3 separate regions of the Mus musculus genome follow, and all the other regions are linked to region 2. A link is a loop called in an ENCODE intact Hi-C map of the cell type or tissue named here. Cell type or tissue: left cerebral cortex. All regions are shown on one strand.

What was found. A loop is a pair of places that touch in the nucleus more often than their neighbours do. Peaks named below come from ENCODE experiments on the same cell type or tissue, not always from the same donor. Only the 100,000 strongest peaks of a DNase experiment are listed, where the experiment ranks them.
Region 1: it touches region 2 in a loop (2.2-fold over the local background); 15 of 42 quality-filtered maps call a loop at or near these places.
Region 3: it touches region 2 in a loop (2.1-fold over the local background); 2 of 42 quality-filtered maps call a loop at or near these places.

Annotation. Positions count from the first base shown.
Region 1 is chr2:52,298,993-52,306,992 of GRCm38, reverse strand. Neb (nebulin) reads left to right here. Exons shown (of 157, transcript NM_010889.1): 18 at 360-464; 19 at 1,602-1,709; 20 at 1,786-1,899; 21 at 2,862-2,963; 22 at 3,059-3,166; 23 at 3,258-3,362; 24 at 4,453-4,551; 25 at 7,412-7,516. The region is part of intron 2 of 4930573O16Rik (RIKEN cDNA 4930573O16 gene); the gene reads right to left. Among named protein-coding and RNA genes, the nearest start is that of 4930573O16Rik, 12 kb to the right of the region's middle. In left cerebral cortex, a CTCF peak has its summit at 3,416 (motif pointing left); DNase peaks (open chromatin) are centred at 2,230 and 3,364.
Region 2 is chr2:52,390,096-52,398,095 of GRCm38, reverse strand. Arl5a (ADP-ribosylation factor-like 5A) reads left to right here. Exons shown (of 6, transcript NM_182994.2): 6 at 1-145. Gm13522 (predicted gene 13522) reads right to left here. Exons shown (of 4, transcript NR_166117.1): 4 at 7,788-7,984. Among named protein-coding and RNA genes, the nearest start is that of Gm13522, 16 kb to the right of the region's middle. In left cerebral cortex, no CTCF peak of the experiment used is centred here; a DNase peak (open chromatin) is centred at 3,352.
Region 3 is chr2:52,110,516-52,118,515 of GRCm38, reverse strand. Rif1 (replication timing regulatory factor 1) reads right to left here. Exons shown (of 36, transcript NM_001355415.1): 30 at 5,516-8,000; 31 at 2,122-2,268; 32 at 1,771-1,848; 33 at 1,566-1,681. Among named protein-coding and RNA genes, the nearest start is that of Gm52510, 17 kb to the left of the region's middle. In left cerebral cortex, no CTCF peak of the experiment used is centred here; no DNase peak of the experiment used is centred here.

The DNA of each region.
Region 1 (8,000 bases), 91 kb after region 2:
ATATGCAAGGTGCATTTATGAGGGGAATCTCCAATAAAGCGAGATCAGCGATGAAGAGGAGGCCAGGACGGTGCTTCTGGTAAAGGACCAATTGTGAGAGGCATGGAGAGGAATGTGAATGAAAAGCCACCTCATTCTGTCACCTACCACAGTGGTGGACGTGGTGACTGTGATAAACGTGGTGACATGACAAGAGTCCAGTACACAGATTCCACAGAGCAGTCTTCCTAAGCTGTTGCTCTTGTGATCTTGGCCAGCTATTTTGCAACATGTCTGAAGAAGGTTTTCCATTCAGTAAACCTTTCTCTTCTGATCTTAATGGTCCTTTCTCTGCCCATACCCTGCTTCTCCCTCTTTAGCTAAATTACAAAGCCAAACATGAAAGTGAAAAATTCAAGTGTCATATACCTCCGGATGCTCCTGCCTTTATCCAGCACAGAGTGAACGCCTATAACCTAAGTGACGTAAGTCTCTCACGTACTGCACCACAGACAGCTATGCCCCTGGTTTTGAGTTGCTTCATTGTAATCCAATGACTACTTCAAGGTTAAAGATGGGAAGAACCCTTAACAAATGTGTGTTTCTACCAAAATAACTTTAAACTTGCCTTGTAAATCCCTACTGCTTCTGTGTAGTCATCTTGCAAGTAGCTTCATTCAATTGTTAGATAACCTTAATATGTTCTAACCAGCCTCTAAAATATCACCCTGCATGTGTATTTTGTTGTAATTCTTAATGCTAGATCTGTTAGCATTGTTATATATCCTATACTGTAATTCAACTTTCTTGGAATATAATCTTTTTTTTAGAAATGATTTCCTTTATTCCCCAGGCCTACAGTGTCCCGACACAAATTAGACTTATTTCTACCTGTAAGAAGGCTTATGCTAATGATAGCCCAGAAGGAATATGTAAAGGGCAGAAGGCCATGAATCCATTGTCAGCTTTCATTTTCCAAATTTAATTTTATAGAAAAGCTAAATGACCCTCAGGAGAAGAGTGTGTCTTAGTTTCTTCAGCAATTCCTAAAACAAGTACTGCGATTATCTAGCCTTGGAGGGTAATAGGATGCTTCCTGAAATGACCTCTGAGTGGATTTAGAGGGCAAATGGAAGTGATTCCTGAAACCACAGAGAGTAGGCTGACTGCAGAATGTGTGTACCCCTCACTGCTGTTTAGTTTAGAACTCAGATATTAGTGAGATCACTGAAACGGAGCTAATTTGATGAAATATTCTGATGGAGAACAAGAAACCTAGAAGCTCCAGCTTATGGAAAATGACCTCAAGCATGCACAATTTTCTAGACAATGAACAGGATGCATTTATCTTCTGTAGAGAATAAAGTAATAGCTGGGCAGTGGTGATGCATGTCTTTAATCATAGCACAGGGTGGGGTGAGAGTCAGGAGGCAGTTGTATCTCTTGTGTTCAAGGCCAGGCTGGTTGATCTATAGGATGAGTTCTAGGACAGTCAAGGCCATACAGTGAAACCCTGTCTCATAAAACCAAAATAAATAAATTAATAATAATAATAATAAGGAGTTAGCCTTGGTCTCTAAATGTGATGTCAAATATTTCACTTTTGTTAATTCCTTTCCCAGAATGTCTACAAACAAGACTGGGAGAAGAGCAAAGCTAAGAAGTTTGACATCAAGGTGGATGCCATCCCACTGCTGGCAGCCAAAGCCAACAGCAAGAATGCCAGTGATGTGAGTGTAGCTCTGGGCTGGGCTGCTGGCCTGGGATGCCCCTGCTGAGCAGTTAACATGTGTGGTGTCCTTGCAGGTGATGTACAAGAAGGACTATGAGAAGAGCAAAGGCAAGATGATCGGTGCCCTCAGCATCAATGATGACCCCAAGATGCTGCACTCCCTGAAGACCGCCAAGAACCAGAGTGATGTAAGTAACTTTCACAAGCCACTTCATTTTGATGTGGGGATCCCCACTAATTAATGTACCCTTGGGTTGCATGTCAACCTGCACTCAAATCTCACATTTGCATGGCAAACTAAATGTGGAGAGGCGATAGCAGAGATTCACTGCTAGTGATGTTCTTCTCTGGGAGGACTGTGTCTTTAATCTCCTCTATGCCTTTGTTTCATAAGGAGGAAACAAATAATAAAACACTGTTTTCTTTATTTCTCAGAAGTGGCCTAATGTTAGAACATACAGTGCTCCTAGTATCAGTGTGGGTGTGCATTCACTCAGTGCCCTGAACTGACGTGCTTGCAAAGATGTGCAGAAAACAAAAAAAGCAGGAAGCGAGAAAATCAGCTGAGAGGCAGAGTAGAAAACCGGCTGAAGCAGAAACACAGAAGCAAGACATTTCAGTTTAAGAATTTTATAAAAGAGAGATTATGAAGCAAGATATGACAGAGCACTTGTTGGAGGACTCCAAACCTTAAAATCTATAATTTGTGGGTAGCTGCTATAAAGAGAATGTAAGGCTGATGGTGAAAAGCAACTTCCAAGCATATGAGAAGTGTGTGCATCGAGTGCTGAGCTGGTGGTTTTTGTAGGACTACCTGAGTCCTCAGGCCCTTCTTAGGCCTTAGGCCTTATTGTACTTCAAATTTTAAAGCAATCCACATTCTTCAAGCACACACAAATGGGACAGTTATTTCAATGCATTCACACGCTACCCTTTTCAATCTGAGAAATACTGGGATAGGTAATATGAACACTTGCTGTTATTAGCAGGTGACATCATACAAGACATGAGCTTTAAGAGTATCCTTTCTGTGTGATGGAAGATGGGTGGAAGAAACCATACTAATTCCATCCCATTGCTCGAGTCTGGCAATGGCATAGATGACTGGTAGTGTTTGAGATATGTATTTTCTTCCTTTTTCCGTTGACAGAGACTCTACAGAGAAAACTATGAGAAGACAAAGGCCAAGAGTATGAATTACTGTGAGACCCCCAAGTATCAACTTGACACCCTTCTGAAGAACTTCAGTGAGGTTCGAAAAGCCATGGCCACCTCTTGGGTGGGAAGGCTTTCCTGCCCATTGGAAAGTTGCTATTAACTCAAAGTATGTGTGTTTTTCTTTATTAGGCTAAATATAAAGATTCCTATGTAAAGAATATGTTGGGCCACTACGTAGGCAGCTTTGAAGACCCATACCATACACACTGCATGAAGGTTTCTGCTCAAAACAGTGATGTAAGTTTGAATCCAGTTCCTCTGGCCTTGTAGTGATATTGCTTGGGAGCAGCAGCCATCCTCAGTTGGTTTTGTTCTTCTGCCATTTCAGAAGAGTTACAAAGCAGAATATGAAGAAGATAAAGGGAAATGCTATTTCCCTCAGACAATAACCCAAGAATATGAATCTATCAAGAAGTTGGACCAGTGTAAAGATGTAAGCCAGCTGCCCTGAGTTCTTCGGATTGGATGTAGGATGCTTCTGACATCTAGTGGTACATTTAACAGGAGTTTAAATGTTGTCACCTAGTTGTCAGGATGGAGTTGTTTTTATTTTTTAATTTGACTTTGGATGTTGGATCAGAGAATACAAAAATTTCTAGGAAGATTTCTATTGGTTATGAAATTCTTTCAGGTTTTATGTCTATTTTCAGTAGTTTGTATAGCTATAAATTCAGGACAAAAGGAGACTATCCAAATTTGTCATAATCAGGGTGTTCATTGTTCAACAAAATGATACCGGGCTAGCATGAGCCTGACACTGTCCTCAGTGCTGGGAGCTAGGGGGAAAGATGATCTGCTCTACCAGAAGTTCAACTGGAGTGGAAGAGACAGGCAATGAACAAAGAGCATTCAATATCAAGAGAGATATCATCTAATATACGTGGGTGACTCAGTTAGACCAGGGTGATGTGAAGAGACTGGAGGTCCAGAGTGATCTGAGGCAGGACTGTTCTGCTATGCCAAGATCAGGGGCAGAGAAGCAGAAAGAACGCTCTCAAGAGAAAGAGGAATGGAGAAGAGACATGACCGAGATATACCAGGGAGGAGGAGGATACTATAAAGATGAGGGAGGATGGGATGGGCAGAACTTATAACTCAATGTACAGCCCAAACGAAATGCAAGTTTCATCACAGAGCTATGTGGGCACTGGAAAGATTGACTGGGCAGCTTAGATGAAGCAGAAACCTCAATGATTTCTTGGCCTTTTGGCTAATATCAAGTGTAGAAAAATCATGAAGTAGGAAAGGAAGAAGGAATAGAGATAGGTGGGAGAAATGGACGGAAATAATATAATTCTGTTTTAGTTTAAAATAAAAGCTACACATCTACCACAGAACACTGGGGAAGGGAGATGAAAGGAGAGAAAGAGGAGTAGAAAGCAGAAGGAAGTAGCATTTGGATCCATTCTTCAGGACTAAGGAAAGCAGAGTTTTAGATGTAAAGTTCTCCGGCATTGGTGTGGTATGAACAGGAATAGAAAAGTTCAGCGTGGAATGTCAGCAGAGGCTCTCTTCTCTTCCAGCACACCTACAAAGTGCATCCTGATAAGACCAGGTTCACAGCAGTCACCGACACTCCCGTGCTGTTGCAAGCCCAGCTCAACACCAAACAGCTCAGTGATGTAAGTGTCCTGACTTCTTTGCATGGGGGTGACCCAGGTGTGACTTACTGAAAAATCTCAGTGTCTTCAAGTGTCATCCATCGGTCATGTCCTTAATGCCATGTTTCAGATTTTAATACGATGCAAATGTAGCTGCTAGCTTGAACTTTAGCCCCCTCCCACAGATTGTTAGACAGCAATGAAGTAACTGGTATTTTTAAGTAACTCATTGATTTTTCATAGAATTGTCTTACTAATTAAAATGTGTCCCATGAATGCTAGACCTTTGCGACACTTAATAGAACAGTAGCAACTGAGAAACATCTATTTAATGGGCAAAATGTGGAGCATTCGTGTTCTGGTGAAGTCAAAGACTTTAAAGAAAGAGAAGGTGTGCTTACAACAAAGCAATGTGAAAACAAATGAGAGTTAAAATATGGGGGCTGCCTAGATGGCTCAGTGGGGAAAGATGCTTGCCACTAAGTCTGAATGCCTGAGCCTTATCCCCAATCTCCTTCCATGTGGTGGAAGCAGAGAACTGACTCCCCAGAATTGTCCTCTGACCTCCACACTTGACATTGCACATTTCTGCGCGTGCGCACACGCACACACACACGCACACACACACACACACACAGAGAGGGAGAGATGGATGGATAGATAGATATAGATATAGATGATATAGATATAGATGATATAGATATATCTCACAATTCCTGTACCTAAGGCTCAGGAAACATCAAGGAAGAGGTAGGCAGAAATATGTTAGGAGCCAGAGGACCATAAAATAAATCTGCTGTAAGTTTTGTCTCTTGGGAACGGCAGGCAAGCTCCCCTCTTGATACCTCAACAATAGGGCTAGCTCAACCATACCTGAACACTGACACCAACAGATGTGCTAATGTGGAGCGCCACCCATAGACAAAGAACCCCAGGCAACTAAGGGATGCTGAGAGTGAGAAAGAGAGAGAGTCTTCCCGCAGGGAGGACCCCCTTAGCTGGGTATCCAGCGGTCAGTCCTGAAATAACCGTGTACACATGCAGCAGTGAATGGGTTCAACAGGTTGTGTTTATCTATTTATGCATGTGTGCGTAATTGCATGTGTGTATGTAAAAGGAAGAGTTAAAGAAAAGGAGGCCAGGGATTTGAGAGGGAGTGAGGGGCACGGGAGGCGTTGAAGGAAGGAAAGGTAATGGAGAGAAAGCAATGCAGTTACACTTTCAGTAAATAAACGAAGCTAGGATGCCGGGAAGAAGAATGCCCGGCAGGGCACTGTAGACAGAGAGGTGAGGAGAGTCTAAAGAGGGGACAGCGTGGACCAGACTTTATAGCTGCGTTAAGATGTTAGTGGGAATTATTCCTGGCTTCCTTACTCCTCTCACTATAGAGCTTTATAACTTTGGGTTTTCACTCCCTCCAGACCCAGTCTTGTGATGCTGATGAGGCATCTGTTAACTGTGTCTATAGTGTAGCAGCAGAAATGTCAGAGTGAGGCCCAGTTGTACCATGATTCCTCTGAGAGACGAATGAGACAGTGACAAGATTAAACAACCCACCCCCCTTTCTTCTTCTTCTTCTTTTTTTTATTACATATTTTCCTCAATTACATTTCCAATGCTATCCCAAAAGTCCCCCATACCCTCCCCCCAACTTCCCTACCCACTCATTCCCATTTTTTTTTTTTTTTTTTGGCCCTGGCGTTCCCCTGTACTGGGGCATATACAGTTTGCGTGTCCAATGGGCCTCTCTTTCCAGTGATGGCCGACTAGGCCATCTTTTGATACATATGCAGCTAGAGACAAGATCTCCGGGGTACTGGTTAGTTCATATTGTTGTTCCTCCTATAGGGTTGCAGATCCCTTTAGCTCCTTGGGTACTTTCTCTAGCTCCTCCATTGGGAGCCCTGTGATCCATCCAATAGCTGACTGTGAGCATCCACTTCTGTGTTTGCTAGGCCCCGGCATAGTCTCACAAGAGACAGCTATATCTGGGTCCTTTCAGTAAAATCTTGCTAGTGTATGCAATGGTGTCAGCGTTTGGAAGCTGATTATGGGGTGGATCCCTGGATATGGCAGTCTCTACATGGTCCATCCTTTCGTCTCAGCTCCAAACTTTGTCTCTGTAACTCCTTCCATACCTGGAGGGCATCATCCTGAGTGAGGTAACACATTCACAAAGGAACTCACACAATATGTACTCACTGATAAGTGGATATTAGCCCAAAACCTAGGATACCCAAGATATAAGATACAATTTGCTAAACACATGAAACCCCCCCTTTCTTCTTAAAGAGACACCAATACCTTCTTACATAAATTCAACGAAATTCCTACTTTGAACTGTTTGAATGTCTGCTGAGTTCATTTTGTGTGCTGAGAAAAAAAAAACACTCTGGGGCCAAGTAATTTATAAAGAATAGAAGTTTACCAGAAATAATTGCCCTTGACTGAAACCTGAGCACTAGGAGGCTGAAGCAGGGGATCTTGAGTTTGAGGACAATTTGGGCTTCCTGGTAAGACATTATATCTAAATCGGTCTTGTTGCCCCTCAAAAAGAATAAAGGTTACTTAATTCATAGTTTCAAAGGTTAGGAAGTCTAAGGGCTTGGTGCCAGTCCTGGGTTTCTTGTTGAATCATTGCATTGCACAGGCTTTGCTTAGGGGGCCAGAGAGCAAGCCCTCCTCAGAGCTCATTTTTATAATGAGGCCATTTCTGCTGGCCAATCAGACCATGAGGGCAGAGTTCTTGTGAGCCTATCACCTCTGATGGGTGGGTCCTGTTAAGTACCACCAATGGAGACTTTAAGGGATTAAGTGTAATTGGGACACACAGTCAGCCCACAGTAACATATTTTCCCTCCCTGCCCCCATAACCCTTCAGCTGAATTACAAAGCAAAGCATGAAGGTGAGAAATTCAAGTGCAGCGTGCCAGCAGATGCACCGGAATTCATCCAGCACAGAGTCAATGCTTATAACCTGAGTGATGTAAGTAAGAGGCCAGACGCTTGCCTCGTATGTGGAAAGAGAGAAAGTGTGCGTCTGCCTGAAGACGTAGAACTAGATTCAACGAAGTGAGCTCTGGGGCCGGTTATGAGTGGAAGTGAGGGTTCTAAGTCTCACGTACTCTGGGAACCTATTTCATTAGCAGATATCATTTCCAGGACCTCTCTTATTATCAGAAGAATTTTCTCATTTATTCCTATGATAAACTCTAGAGTAATTGAGATGTCTCCCATGTAAATATCTCATTATAACTTTTATAGGTTGCTGTCTATAATATAATTATTTGTGATATACTTGAGTCTTTTGAAGGTTTTTAAACTATTAAGGCAGAGTATGGTGTTTATACTTTTAGCGAAGTAGAAGAAGAAATTATGTAATAAAAGAATCAATAGTTATACTACTATTTGGTTAATAAATTACTCATGATGAAATAAATTTACAGATACAAACTTTCAATTTTTTTTTT
Region 2 (8,000 bases):
GGATGAATGAGTCTCTGTGGTGTTGCCTGCTCATTGTGCATACCCTTGGTAGACATTTCTCATAGTGTGTACTTAAAAAGTGCCTGACATTGATTTGTGTTGATTTCTAAGTCCATGTAATAAATGATACATGTTTTCTATGATATATATTCTTGGGGGTTTTTGTTGTGGTGTTTGTCTTTTTGTTTGTTATTTTGATTTGGTTTGGTTTGGTTGGGGGAGGGGGGAAGGTTGAGATCTTACTATGTAGCTCTGAGTGTCCTGAAACTATAGACAAGGCTGGTCTCCAACCCAGAAGGATCTGCCTATCTGCCTCCTGAGTGCTGGAACTAAGTTGTATGCCACCACTCCCAGCTTGTACTGAATATTCTTGTCTTATTGGTGACATAAGCCTTGGGAATTCTAAGCCACAGTTTATGTTTGATTTCAACAAAGTTGAAAATACCAAGCCATGGCATATAGAAACATGAACAAAACTAATTTGCTCCCCCCACCCCCAAAAGGGTCTTAACAGATTTATGCAGAATAACAGATAAAGATTTTTAGGGAAATTCCCGAGCATGGATGTGAGCCTATCTAGAGATGGAGGCAAGTACTTCTAACAAAGCCATATGAAGTGTGGTGGCTTCTGAATTACAGTGTTCAAAGCATTCCTGGTTTAGGAAGTGAAGTCACGGGGTGGTCTGAGGAGCAGGGCTAGGATTGGGACTAAGGCCTAGATTCCGCCATTCCCTGCTATGCTAGGTTACAGGTGAAGCATTTGTACAAGAGTATCAGAAGGAGGTTTCATGTTTTACAGCTGGGAGAGCCGTCCCAGCAAACCTGTGGATCTTGTTTTCTCAAGCCTTAGACACGGCTCATTGCTGTTTCACCATTCTTTCAGTGTTCACAGTCTCCAGGGAGTTTTGCTGTGAACTTCTTTATTAGCCTGTGAGAGGCCTTAGCCTAACTCCATGGTGAGGGGCCTTCTTCCCATCCCCATGTCCTTGAATTTTCCCTTTCTGTTCTGTTTCCATTTCCTACTCTAAAAGGTAAGTCCCCTAATCTTAAAAAGACCTGTCTTCTGAAACTTCCTGCTGAATAGACCCTCTCTAATCAGGAACCCCACAGCCAGAGCCATCCAGGATGCAGAAGACGTGAAAGCTCCATACTTAATGCCTGGAAGGATGGGTAGCCACCGAGAGAATGGTGTGCAGTGCAGAGCTCCTCCCTACAAGTGGACCGACCGGCATCCCTGGATCTGTAGCCTATAGACTCTTGGGAAAGCTTTTACTTATCTTGCTGGCGTTGTAGTTATAGAGTTAAACCCAGAGCCTCACACTTGATAGTCAAGACTTCTGCCACAGAGACACACCCCCAGCCAAAGTTTATTTCTTAATTCACTCACAATGCATCACACCTGCACTAAATATTCATTTACCTTTGAGAGGGCTGAAGAAGAAATCTTAAAAAATTAAAAAAAAAAAGATTCTGTCACCTAAATGTTTAAGAATAACAACACCTTTTATAATACAACTAGCAAGTCCTGAGCCTTTGTGGCTGCTCTCCGGTTTACAGCTGCCATCCTAATAGTCATTTGACTTAGAGGAGTTTAGTTTTTTTGTCTCAGTGGTATAAATTGTACATGATCTTAAGTGAGCCTACAATTCCTATTTTAACATGTCTTCCAAGGCTCTGTATTTGTTAAGTAAGCACGCAGGCACAGGGAGACATCTTTATTTGTTTCTTTTAAAGCTTAGCTGGTCTTGGAACGAAAACAATACCTCCTATTTTAGATTTCTTTGGTAACTATGTGAATTGGAACATCATAGATTCAGAGTCCTTTTACAAATTGTATAAACGTCCTGCCTCTGCACTTTTACTGGCTGTGTGAAATTTCAGTTAAAGAATATTAAGTGATGTAAATGAGCTAAATACCTAATAAAAAATGAAAAAAAATAAAATAAAATATGAAAAAAAAGAATATTAAATGATCTGTCACCTGTCATTGCCTTTTGAGCATTTTTTTTTTTTTACCAAATGTGTCCTTGAGATTCATCTTTGTACATAGCTTTCGTTGTATGTGTGAGTCTGCCTAGGGTTTGTGTCTCTGCTCAGAACTGTGAGGTAGATTAGTGACTACGCCATGCTACATGGCTACTGGTTATTTTCTGTACACCTGAGCGGTTGGTTACCAAGAACTTTCCATTTCTTCCCTCCCTGGTAATCTGTTTGCAGCTGAGGTGAGAGGATCAACAGAGGAGTAAGATTTTTTAAAAACTCAAGAGTTTATCTCCCATATCTGCTTCACATGCTTAAGATTTTTGCCACGTTTTCAAGATCCCAGATACACTGCCCGTGCACCAGAGTTCAAAGGTAAAGGTTGGTGCTTGTTGGAAGTCATGTGTTAATTCTTTCAACTGGCCCATCCAGGGCCCATCCTTAAATGGCCAACACGTGACTGGAGAGTTTAATCATGTGATGAAATGTGATGGTGGAGGGGAAATGGTAGACAAGTGTGATGTGGAAGAAGGCAGGATAACCAGAGTCCAGATGATCTCACTATATGTGGAAGTAGAGAAGACTTAGGGGGCAGTTTCCATTACTGGGACTGGCCATAGGCAACAGCGTCGTGCTTGCTGCTTTTCTGATGCTGCTTTTGGATGTACTAGTCCAGGTAGATCATGGTACATTGAGATTTGAAAGTAGCACTGAGTCGTTTTTGTTGCTTTTAGAGAATCTGGTTAGGGCCCAGTTGGTACAGTGCTTGCCTGACGTGCAGGAAGCCCTGGGTTCCGTCCCCAGCACTGGATAAAAGTAGGCATGGCAGTACAGCCCTGTAATTCCAGGTCTTAGGAAATAGAGGCAGGGGGATAAGAAGTCCAAGGGTATTGTTGGCTACATAATGAGTTGGAAATGAGCCTGGGCTACATGAGACCCTGTCTAAACAACAACAAAGGGGGTTGTATTAATAGGAATGAAAAAGAACACAGAAATGTTTTAATTTACATTTACTTATGAGATGCCCCCCACCCCCACCCCAGTTGTGAGGTCTGGGTAACCGGTAGGTATTGATTTGCTGGCACAGAACCATTTGCATCCTGTGTGGAAGCCTGAACTGTGAAGCATTTTGAGAGAATTCTTGTCAGTTATATGTATATATATGTGTGTGTGTTGTATATATATATGTATGTATATGTATGTATAAGGGAGCTTGCCTGTTTCACTCATTGCCTTACCCGGTTGCTTCTGAAGGATTCTTGAGACAGCTGCCTCCATTCTGAAGGTTATTTTTAAAAATATAAATAAGCAAGCACAATGCAGTGTGTGGGGAAAGAATCTTAGTTTCAGCAGCCTACTGAAGCAGCCCAGCAGAAGCTACTGGGTTACGCCCACAGTTCTACACGGGTGTGGCCTAGCCTCAGGCATGTTTCCAAAGCTGTGAGGCTTTAGCCTCACTACTACCTAAATGTTCTTAGCAATAAACTCTTTCTCCATAACTCATCTGTGAAATCCTATTGAAAGAAAGCAGATAAGATTGACATATCAATTGTACGCGTATTTTGTAATTAACACTAACAAACATTGACTTTGTGAAAATGACATTTTTACTAAACCAAAAAAAAAAATTGTTGATTGGGGGACTAGATACAATGTTTTGTCCATTAAAGTTTTTTTATTTTGAAAATCCATTGATTAAAAAGTGAATTTTAAAAATGACTCCTCTTTGTACACTGTCTTAGCACTTTTCCAGTTGCTCTGATACTCTGACAAAGGCAGGGGTCGTTTGGTTCCCAGTTCAGGTCACTGATGCAGGGAAGTTACAGATACTCAAAGATCCCATCAAGACAAATGACGCAATCTTGAGCAAAAAAACAATGACGTAGTAGGAGACGTTGCACTGCCTGATTTCAGTTATGCTACAAAACTATAGCAGCTGAAAGCAGCTTAACATTACCAGAAATGCTGAACATTCATGGGGCAGAACTGAGCTCAGATGTGAACCCACATATCCACAGCCAATGGACTTTCGAGAAAGGGAAAGAGGCATTGAGGAGCATCGCCTTCTAGAAATAAACCACGCCCATGTGCAGAGCATGAAGTCAGTCCCTCTCATCTCTTAAAATAATCAACTCAAAATGGATCGGACTTTGCAGGGGGCCTGAAACTGCGTGTTCCTTCCACCTAGAAGGCCCTCTCCTAGTCACACAGAGAGCAGCCTTTCCACCTATAGTCTTGAACACTGAGCTTGACAGTAACACTGGGGAGGCCCTTCCAGTACCTCTGTTCGGTGCCGTACTCTGAGATTCTCCCATGTTTTGACAGGTTCTTCCGTAACCCAGGATGGCCAAAAACTCACTGTGTAGCTGTTTTTGATGTGAAATTGTAACCATCCTGCCTCTTTTGCCTAAATGATTACAGACATCTGCGCCTCCCCACCCCACCCCGTGCCCAGCACGGTTCCTCTATGTTTTAGCAGGGTGCTATAGACAGCATCTTTCGTCAGGGGTTCTGTTCAGTTCAGTTTCACATCAGCTTGGCCAGCATGACTTTCTCTAGGGCTGTCAATGAGCACAAGGCTTGCAGGGGTTGTCCATTTTACCTGCTAGTTAGCACATAAATATCATAAAGTGATATGAGCACTGTGCCTAGCATTGCCTTAGCAAACTGTTCATAGGGCTTTAGTTGTGTCTTGGATATTCCCTGGTTCTTGGTTAAGAGCAGCTAGGTCTGTGTGTTTGTTCAAGTGTTTCCAGCTGAGCAATGTAGCATCTATATTTCATCTATCTTGGGATATATGCTAAATAACATTATACATTTGACAAAATTATTCAGGAAGCTAGGCATATAGCTCAGTTGGTAAGGTGCTTGTCTCCTGTGCAAGAAAGCCAAGTTCAGACCTCAGCATAGCACAAACAGGATGATGGCACGCCCTTGCCGTCCCAGCATTCGGGAGATGGAAGCATGAGGATTAACATTTCAAACCTACACTGGGAGTTAAAGGACAGCCTGGAATACAGGAGGCCCCGTATCCAAAGAAAAAAGATACTAAAACATAATTTGGCAGGTCGTTGATGATGTCACTAATCAGTAGTAGACTGGGCTCACTAATCTAGTATCTTTAATCTTAAAAGGCATTTTAATTAAATTAACTAACTACACATTTTAATTGGTTGTAAGTCATGAGGTGATCAACATTACATGTTAGTTTTTATTGTGTGTGGTTTCTGTTTTAAGGGAAACGATTAGACTTCTGGCCATTCAAGACGCAAGTAAAATCAACTGGGTAAAGAAGGAGTTTTGGCTTAAACTAGCTGTCAACCCTGAGCCCGAAAAAGTCCCATTCAAATTAAAATGTATCCATTAAAACTGTATTTCAAATATTTCTTCACAATGTGAAATGATTTAAGAACTATATGCCTAGAATTGTTGTGTCATTAAATCTACTTTTAGTTAGAAACTGCTTTGTTTGCTCTGGACAAGTGTGAATTATTGGTCCTGGGTTGGAACTGGTCCTGATGGGGGCATCATCCTGCTGCATAGCCTAGAATGGCCCTGACCTTCCTTCTGCATCAGCATCCTCTCCTCAGCCATGGGATTATAGGGATGCACCACAGGCCTGGCTTTATAGTAGTTGTTTCTTGAAAGAGAAATAAGAAATAGAAAAGGAGATTTACTAAGATAGGAATAATTGATTGAAAATGATTGGGCCAGGCATGGTGGAGCACAGGTTTAATCCCAGCTCTTGGGAAGGCAGAGGCAAGCAGATCTGACTTTGAAGCCAGCCTGGTCTACATAGCAAGTTCTAGGACAGCCAGGACTATATAAAGAAACTACACAGAAAAAAGACAGAACATGTTTACTAATCTTGTGTATATGCTCGTACTTTGGGTTTATTTAATGACATTTTGGTGATCAGTTTTAAAGAGTGAATAGTAATCACATTTTTAATTGGGAAGGGGGCTATTTTTCACACTGTAAAATCACTTGCTTGTTTTTCCTTGGAAAAAAAATCAGGCCCATTTAAAGTTTAAAGGACTGCCATACCAATTTTACCAGATAAAAAGCCTCATACAGCCAGGCGTGGTGGTGCATGCCTTTAATTCCAGCACTCGGGAGGCAGAGGCAGGCGGATTTCTGAGTTCGAGGCCAGCCTGGTCTACTAAGTGAGTTCCAGGACAGCCAGGGCTACACAGAGAAACTCTGTCTCGGGGGAAAAAAAAAAAAAAAGCCCTCTTACACAGATGAATCTTTATACAACATTCTTCATGATAAATATAAACTATTTATTCTTTATTCAGTTATTTATTTTTTGCCTCTTAAAATAAATGTCAACCCATCTACTTAAGTTAGTGTATAGACAAGGGCTTGTAGGGAGTGTCACCAGACAGCAGTGACTTCTCTAGGGTGGATACAAGGCTACCTTTTGTCTCCTGGTCTGGGTGAAACCGGTCTGTAGTCCCAGTACTCACGAGTCTAAGGCAGAGCCATGAGTTCAAAGCTATATTCTGTTACATAAAAGTAAAGTATGGTCACTTTATTTCACAACTTATTCCAAATATTTGAGTACATTATCAAGTTTATATAAAATAATTTTATTTAAACAATTTACTATAAATTTACTATTAAACTATAACAAAGAGACCCCATAAGAATGAAAAGAGTATAATGAACAGGCACATAGGTAATAATATGCTTTATTTGGAGCTGAGGGGGGTGCTTTGAGATAGGCTTTCTAGTGGTTCTGGCTGTCCTGGAACTGGCTGTGTAGACCCTGCTGGCCTTGAACTCAGAAATGGCTCTGTCTCTACCTGAAATATGCTTCTTACGATTTTTCCGCTCTGACTTCACATCACTAATTAAAATTCATATGCTCTCATAGCATGTGTCTGCTCATAGCAGACAGCAAGCTAACAGTTTAGATATTAGTAATACATGTTTTTAAACTGAAACAACTTACTTTAAAGGAGGAAGTCAGACATTTTTGCTAAGCATTGATTCTGCTTTGCTGATGGTGGGAGGACAGGAAAAGCCGTGATGTGAGGTATCTGCCAGAGAAAACCACTCAGACATGGGCTCAAGCCAAGAGAAAGTCTTAATTAGCCAACCAACAAATAATGGGAGTACAGGACCCAAGGGCAGACACAGGTTTTTTTCATGGTGGGCTTTTAAGCACAAAAACACATCCTGGGTTGACCCACTTCTGTTAGTTAAGATCAGCCAGAAGCAGGATTACAAGAGCCAAAAATCAAGGTCAGTACATTTAGGAGTTTCCCCAGGACTATGGACTTGGATAGATTAGGACTTTGTTCTCTTTTCTAGTAGGTGCTGGGTTCTAAGGCCTGGAGAATGGTACTTATCTCATGGTGTCAGTTGTGTGATGGTCTGCGGGCCTGTTAAGTTCACGGGACAAGTAGCAATAGCATTCTGAGGGCTGTGAACAGATGTCACTGTGCTCTGCCTGTGTGAAAAGGAGCCAAACTGTGAGGACTGAAGTCTTACTCAAGGGGAGAGTGCCTGTGATGTCCTTGCCATAGACAGTATGTCCTGCAGCTGGCTCTGTCACTCTAAGAAAAGGCTCATTTAAAAAAAGATCATGAAGTAATTTTTAGTTCAGGGGCTGTATTTTAAGGGAGATGAGCCTGTAGTTTACTGATTAAAGTCAAAGGAAACCTTATGGTTACCCTTTTTACATACATACATACACACACACACACACACACAGAGAGAGAGAGAGAGAGAGAGAGAGAGAGGGAGGGAGGGAGGGAGGGAGGGAGGGAGGGAGGGAAGGAAAAAAGAGCAACATCTTCATTCTTCCATGTCCTTTATTTATGTAGCCTGCCTCCAGCAGGTGTGACGCAGATTAAAGATGGCTCTTCCCACTTCACGTGCTTTAATTAAGGAAATCCATGCACAGGTGTCCCCAGCTGCTTGGGTTTTAGTTCCAGATGTAGTCAAACCGAGAACAGCCACCACTGCACACAACTAGAGTAGCTTGCACAACCTACAATGGGAATTCA
Region 3 (8,000 bases), 280 kb after region 2:
TCTAGCTGTGTGTGGTGGTGCACGCCTTTAATCCCAGCACTTAGGAGGCAGAAGCAGGCAGATTTCTGAGTTCGAGGCCAGCCTGGTCTACAAAGTGAGTTCCAGGACAGCCAGGGCTATACAGAGAAACCCTGTCTCGAGAAAAAAAAAAAAAAAAAAAAAAAAAAAAACATTTAGTTGTCTGAGAATGGAGGGAGATAGCTCAGTGGCTAAGAGCACTTATTTCACTTCCAGGAACACATTTCAACTCTAGTTCTATGGGATGCTAATACCTTCTGGCCTCCAGGTATCAAAATCAGCCTCACATGGTATATAAACATACATGCAGGCAAAACACATACATATAAATTTAAATTTTCTTTTTTTTTTTTTTTTTCCTTCTGAGACAGGTTTTCTCTGTATAGCCCTGGCTGTCCTGGAACTCACTTTGTAGACCAGGCTGGCCTCAAACTCAGAAATCCGCCTGCCTCTGCCTCCCAAGTGCTATGATTAAAGGCGTGCGCCACCATGCCCGGCGCTAATTACATCTCTAACAAGACTGGAACAAGATTAAATTAAGCACAAACAAAAGACCATCAATGAGGTCTACCTATTCGAAACTACACGGCAACCAACCTACTCAGCTCTGCAAATTTTGTGGAGTAAGCCTACTAAGCTTTTATTTTACAATGATATTTCCATTCCTAAGAGGGTCTACAGTAGGATAAAATAAGATATATACCAAAATATGCAAACACTAAGCCTTTATTCATATCAGGATACACACGTTTTACTTTTGAAGTAAAAAATGTGTGAGAGGTTGCCAGGAGGTGGTAGCACACGCCTTTAATCCCAGTACTCGGGAGGCAGAGGCAGGCGGATTTCTGAGTTCCAGGCCAGCCTGGTCTACAAAGTGAGTTCCAGGACAGCCAGGGCTACACAGAGAAGCCCCATCTCAAAAAAAAAAAAAAAAAAAAAAAAATGTGTGAGAGGAATAAGTACCAACTAATTCAACACTGAGAAGTTTGACCGTTAAGACATTCCCCTAAGCCATGCCTGGCAATTCAATCTTATAATCCCAGTGTGTATGGAGGGAGGAAAGGATCCAAAATCAAGAACTCTTTGGTACACAGAACTTATGTTCTGTATGAACATGGTTCATACAGGTGAACCTCGTTAAAATCTTTTATTTTTATGTCCCTTCACATTGTAAGTCTTAGAAATTTAAATCAACAATCCAGTGTGACACTGATCTCAAACTGGACATGTCAGAGGATGCCTTTGAGCTGTCCCTAGTGCCCCTGCAAAAGCACTTCTGGCTTATGCAGTACTGAGGGGAGAAATTTATACCCTCGTCAATTCTAAACAAGCATCTACCAACTGAGCTTCAGTCCTAGGCTCAGATTACTTCATCATTACTATAGGAAATTACAACTACATCTCAGGCAGGCCATGACCTGGCGATCCTCCTACCTCAGCTTCCTTAGTAGCTAAACACCCTCCTCAAACTGCCAAATTTTAGCAATACTATGTCTCAAAATAAAGGTGAAAAACAGACAGACACCCCAAACGCCTACTCCTCTTACCACATATTTGATGTAATCTGAGGTAAAATGATGTCAACTGATGCTGCACAGTTCACCAAAGCTGGGTAAACACTTTCTGTTGGGGACAGCATGGATTCTTGGGCCATTTCTGTAATCTTAAAATAAATTTCAAGAGCCATTAAGTAGAGGTTACAAGATCGAACATGGAAGTATAAAGTTACATAAAAACTAAAGCACTTCTTACTAAACACTTCTTTGGGCTCTTAAATTTAGAGCTCTGTGATCCTGGGGACAGAAATCCTTTGGCTGAAGTGGTATTATGCTAGACAGAAGTAGAGAAAAACAACACTCAGAACCCCAGACAACTATAATGTTACAAGTTAAATTGTACAAGTAAAATCGCCCTTGTAAAATGTTAGGAAATGAAAATGGAATAGGATAAAATATTAATTTACCTGTGATATTTAGCTGATTGATTGGCCTTAGCCTTCTCCATGAAAAAGCAGTATATATCCAAAGCAAAGAAGACTGTTTCTTGATCTCCAAATACAACTTTAAATAAAGACATATGCATATTTTGAAGACCACAGCTTACCTTAGAGTGTGAAGTAGGTGAAGTTTTAACACTTTTTATTATGGGAGAGCTATTTGAAGAATGAGATCTAACAACAGAGCAACGCCTATCAATGTCATCTGCCAATCCTGCTTGGTATATTGGATCTGCAAACGAGACACGTCTAATCTGAAAGTACAAGATAAATTTTCATTAAGAAGACAACACCTGTCATTAATTGGCACTTTTACAATTGACTAGTGATTAAAAAGATATTATTCTTACTTTAGACCCTTACAAATGTCTATGTAAATCAATGAGTTAAACATAAAACAACTTGGATTAAATGTATGTACATATCCCCCACCCCAAAAGATGACAACACCTTGAGTTTGTGCAAAAGCAAGTATTTCCAAGCTTATTTTACTAGAACCCTCCTGTACAACTGTTCCATCTTTCAGATATTGCCTAATACTGCAGCTCATCCTAATTATATACTACACTACTTCTTCAGTGATCAAAACTTTAACTCTTTAAATTAGCAATGTACAATGAATACAAAGGATATGATGGTGTACACCTTCAATCCTAGTACTCAAGAGGCAAAGTTTGAGATCAGCCTGGTCTGCACGGTATAGATTTCCAAGTTCCAGATCAGTCAGGGCTACATAGAAAGACCCTGTCTAAAAAACAAATGCAGGAATGGCAATGTATACCTGTGATCCCAGCACAGGAGACAAAGGCAGAAAATCACCAAATTGAGGCCAGTCTGGAACTTCATAGTGAAACCTCAGCCTCAAAGAACAAAACAAGGGCTCAAAAGACAGCTTAGGTGTTAAAAGCACCAGCTGCATAATGACAGCCAGAGTTCAAATCCTAGCACCAACATTAACAAGCCAGTTCTACGTAAGTCTGTAACTCCAGCTCCACGGGATCTGATACATTCTTCTGGCCTCACCAGGATCACTGACTTTTGCATATACAAACGTACAGACCAAAAAAAAATAAATTTCTTTTAAAAATCCTGTATAATTTGATTTAGTTAACCAATAAACTCTATTATACATACTATGGATGGTAGTAACTGGCTTCTGGTATATCTTATTAATCATCGATGTAAACTTGTGAATGCATGCATGTGGAAGTCAGAGGACAACTCTGAAGGGAGTGATTGCTCAGGTGTTGTACAACTAATTTTGTGAGATGATGCTTCTCAATGGCCTGAAATTCCCCAAGTAGACTAGGCTTACTAAGCAGCAGACCCCAGAATATGGCTGTCTGTCTCCCCAAGACAGAGATTATTAGGACATGCCACCCAGCCCAGGATTCTTACTTTAAGCGTGGGTTCTAGAAACTGAACTCAGGTCCTCATGGTTGCTTTGCAAACATGAGATCCCCCACGCTATCTCCTGTGCCCTGCCCTAAACTCTCTGAAGGCAATACAAATATTGTGGCCACAGGGCAACAATTTTTATCTATCTTAACCTCACTGTGGCTGAATTTGCTTCTTGTAAAGGACTACAATATGTTCACATTGAGCTATTTGCTAAAATATATAGCGGATATTAGTATCATTCCATATCTTCTAGGATTGATTCTTAAGAATGGGCAAAGTATCTACCACAGAAATTAAATCTTCCCAAGTATAGCCAGGACTACATAGCAAGACCCTGTCTTCAACGAGAGACAGAGACAGAAACAGACACTAAACCTAAGTTCCTATCAAGCAGTAGTACAATAGTTATTCTAGTTAAGTTGTACAAGCCTTCTAAAGAATTCAGAATTCTGTCATCTTGTTACTGCCTTACTACCCTTTGCAGTCCACAATGAACCTGTTTCCTTTAAAAAAAAAAAAAAAAAAAAAAGTATATAGCTACCAATGTGTGAACACCAGGCCAGCCAGAACTGCATAGTGAGGGCCCTTTGTCATAAAAACAAAACAAACAAACAAAAAAAACCAAAAGTAAAATAAAATAAAAATCAAGAGCTGTTACATCTTCCTAAACAACTTCATCTCTAAAGTCTCAGAAGCCTTTTTAATGTTATTTTTTCCAGATTGTAAAACTAAAGGAGTTCAGAGTTCATACTGCAGCTGGACAGTTATGTGCATGCTCTCCTGGAGATAGAGGCAGAGGCAGGCTAATGAGTTCCAGGCCAGCCTGGTCTACAGACAAGTTACTCAACAGCCAGGACACAGAGAAACCTTGTCTCAAAGAAACCAAAAACAGAAAAAAGAGCACACACTGCACTTCAAAGGTCCTAGCACCCACACTACGCAGCACTTGATGTCTCTACTTTCTATAGGCACCTGCACTACTATACTGTGCACATGTCCTAATATATTCATACAAATAATTAAATGTAGTAAAAATTAGTCGAAAAAGATATACTTATTAGCCAAAGGTGATGAAACAGACTATAACCCTAGCTGAGGCGTGAGTGGTCAGCATGGAAAACAAGAGGTTCACACACACACACACACACACACACACACACACACACACACACACACACACACACACACAAACTCCAAAAAAAGATTTAAAAACATCCGTGCTTGTAAGGGCAAAGTTCAAAGCACCATCTTTATATATACCATACACATATGTTCAAATAAATATTCTATAGTATCAGATATCAATTTCAAGATTAAGTTGAAAAGATCAGCATGGCATCATTTAGGACATGCTTTATGTCAAGCAGAGGTTACATTTTTCTCATTCATTTAACCTATGTAACCTAGATAATCCCATTTTTTCCTGAAGCTTTTCATGTGTATAGTTAAGTGCAGAAAAAACAGACATTAAGGAAATAAATAGTAAATGAACACCTGGGAATCTCTCAGTGACCGAGTATGTGCCATGTGCCAAACATACTCAACACTGTGCACTGGATTCCCCCAACCTTGAAAAGGAACAAAAACTGGATAGGGGAGAATCAATTTGGTGGCATGCACCTAAGTCTAAAAAAAACTAAGTCCTGGGCAATGTGGTGCAGTAATAGAGCATATATAAACGGGACCATGGATTTAATCTCCACAATGGACAAAGGAGGATAAGGACTACAGGAAAGAAATTAAAAATGAGGTAGTTACAAAATATTTTAATTGTCTTAGAATATTTTATATTAGTTAAATCCAAACACATATTAAGTGCTGACACTTTTGATCAACAATAATCAGTGCTGCTTGGCTTCTTAAATCTGGCTCCATGAACTGGATTGTAGAAAAGGAAGATCCTAAATGAGAGCTACCCATTATGTCCCATGTGTACACCTACATGAAGTTTTTGAGTGTGAGGTGCAAGACCACCTGAGACCCTTCCTGACCTTCCCATGGTGAGTGGCCATGATGCTAACACCCTGTCCTTTACTAGGTTTCACATAGTGACCACATATTCCAAGCAAACATTAGATTCATTAGTGTCATTCCTCCTACCTTGTTAACTGGTGAGATCTCATCTTCTTGGGATCTTTTTAGTCCTCTCTTTAAAATGCTTGTGGATGGAGAAGCCAAAGGTGACCAGACACAACGTGCCTGCTGCATACCACTAGGACTTTCATTTACTGATCCAAAAGAATCCAGCTCTAACTTTTCGGGAGACGTAGTATTGCTTTCTGCTCCAAGTTCAGAAGCCACTTGAACTAGCAGACACTGTGGTAATTTCTCCACTTTCTCTGAAGTAAAGCAAACTTCCTGCAGAGTATCATTTCCCACTGTAGCTTCATTGCCACTTAATTTTGCTTCATCTAATTTATTAAGTTCAATGGATGTCTCAGTTTTGCAATTAACAGTTCTTTCTCCAGAACTCATTTCAATGTCACTAACAAAGCTCTGGGTGTTGACGTCTAGTCTTCCAATCAGCGCTTCTTCAGATTTAGAGGCACTGGCAAGTATGTCCGTCTCCTTTACCCTGGCACTGTCAATTTCAGTGCTCATCTGGGCTTTGTGACTTCCCATTTCTTTGTTCATTTCCTCACATGAGCCTGAATCAGATTCATTGCTCTCCCCCTCTATTTCCCCACTAGCTGCGTGCTCAGTCTCAACATCCTTGCTTACAGGTATGGGAGTATCAGAAAGATCCATACCTGAATTAAAGTCCTCAGTGGCTACTCCTTCAACATTCACTTCAGTTGTGACTGCTTCACATTCATCTTTTTTATTATCTTCCTCTGTTGCCACATCTACAGAAACATCCATTTGGGTACTCTTTTCAGAGTCAGCAGCTACAAATGCATCATTTCTTACATTTAATTCCATAGTTTCAACTCCCTCTGGACTGGACCCAGCTATGACTTTGCATGCCTTCCCTACATCGCTGATGTCAAGCTCTCCGTTCTCTGAAAGCTGCTTCTGTGAAATGTCTTTGCACTCACTTAAGCCTGGGTCCTCAGCAGGGCTGTGGTTCTCACTACATGGCCCTTGGATTTCAGACACTGCTTCACTAGCGTCTGTATCGTAAGTCTTCTCTTTCACAGTTACTATTTCAGGTGGAAGGGAAGCTTCTTGCAACTCAGCCTCAGACTTAACTGAATCACCAGTAGTACAATTCTCTTCTTTAAGACCCACATGAAAATTCACAAGAGGCTCTTCGCCTGCCAACTTTGTTTCAGCATGGTCACGAGCTTCACGAGTTTCAGGGGCAGTCTCAGGTACTTGTAGATCTGTCTTTTTTTTCTCCACACTCTTTATAGCATAACTTTCTGTGTTCTTTAACCCAATAAATGACTTTTCCTGGGACTGTGATTTTTCGCCACAGCAGTCACAACTTTTAGATCTCCTGACTCTCCTACTTCTCTTGTGTTGGCATTCAACTTGGGTGAATTTTTCGGGAGACAGAGAGCTGTCTGATACCCTCACATTACTATCATTATCTTGTTTATATAATAATCTCTTACTGGCATTCCTAGTCCTGAGGTTTGACTCTGGCACAGGTAGACTTACAAATGAACTGTCTACACATTTGTTAATCTTACTTTTCTCCTCGCCTTTGGGTGGAGCTTGCAGTGAATCTGCAGGCCCAGCAGAATCCTGGAGGATGACCCTGTTGTTATTTGTACTTTTTTCACAAACCTGAGCCGCTGCATTTACATCAACATCAGGAACTGCCTGGCCATCGAGTGTCTGATTTGCAGTTTTCATAACTTCCTCTTCAGCCTTTTTTTCTTCTTGTTCTTCAATGTCAACACTGTCACTGCTTCTATTTTTCCATTTCCCTGATCGTTTCTTTCTAGAAACTTCTTCCTTTGCCTCAGAACTGTCAGATTCTGAGTTTTCAACAGCAGAAATCAAACCCTGCGAAGCTCTTCTTGTTTGATAACGTGTCCGTCCTCTTAAAGGTTTCTCAGACGACTTGTCTAGATTGTCCAGGGTACCACCACCTCCTTCAGAACTAACATTCTCAAGGTCTGGTTTTCTTCTATTTTGGTCAATTTCAGCATTAACACTGGGTTCCCCTGAAGTTCTCTCAGGTAAAGTATTTCCCTTTTCAGTTAAATTTTCCTGTATAGGTGACTCATCAGTTAGTTTTTGCGTGGGCAACTTATCATCTTTGATACGCAACGGACTCTTGGAGATTATTTTTTCTTCTTCCTTTCGTCTTTCCTTTTTTTGCTGACCACTCTCTCTCTCTTGGCTGTCACTGCAAGAATCTACAGCTTCTGAACGCCGCCTCGAAGACCGTCGGAGTGTTTTTGGATTTGGGGCTAGTGCAGCAGCCTGACTATCTTCATTTACTATTTGTTCTGTTCGTGCTACAACTGAGGCTGTACTTTCTTTAGATTCCATATTAATGCCTACATTTTTCTCTTCTGTTGTTAAGTCTTCCAATGAAGCATTTTCTACTGCTGGTTTAGGATCTCCATCTTTATGCTCTAGGGTAGCTTCAGAAGGATGATCATCATTTTCTGACACATGTTCTGTT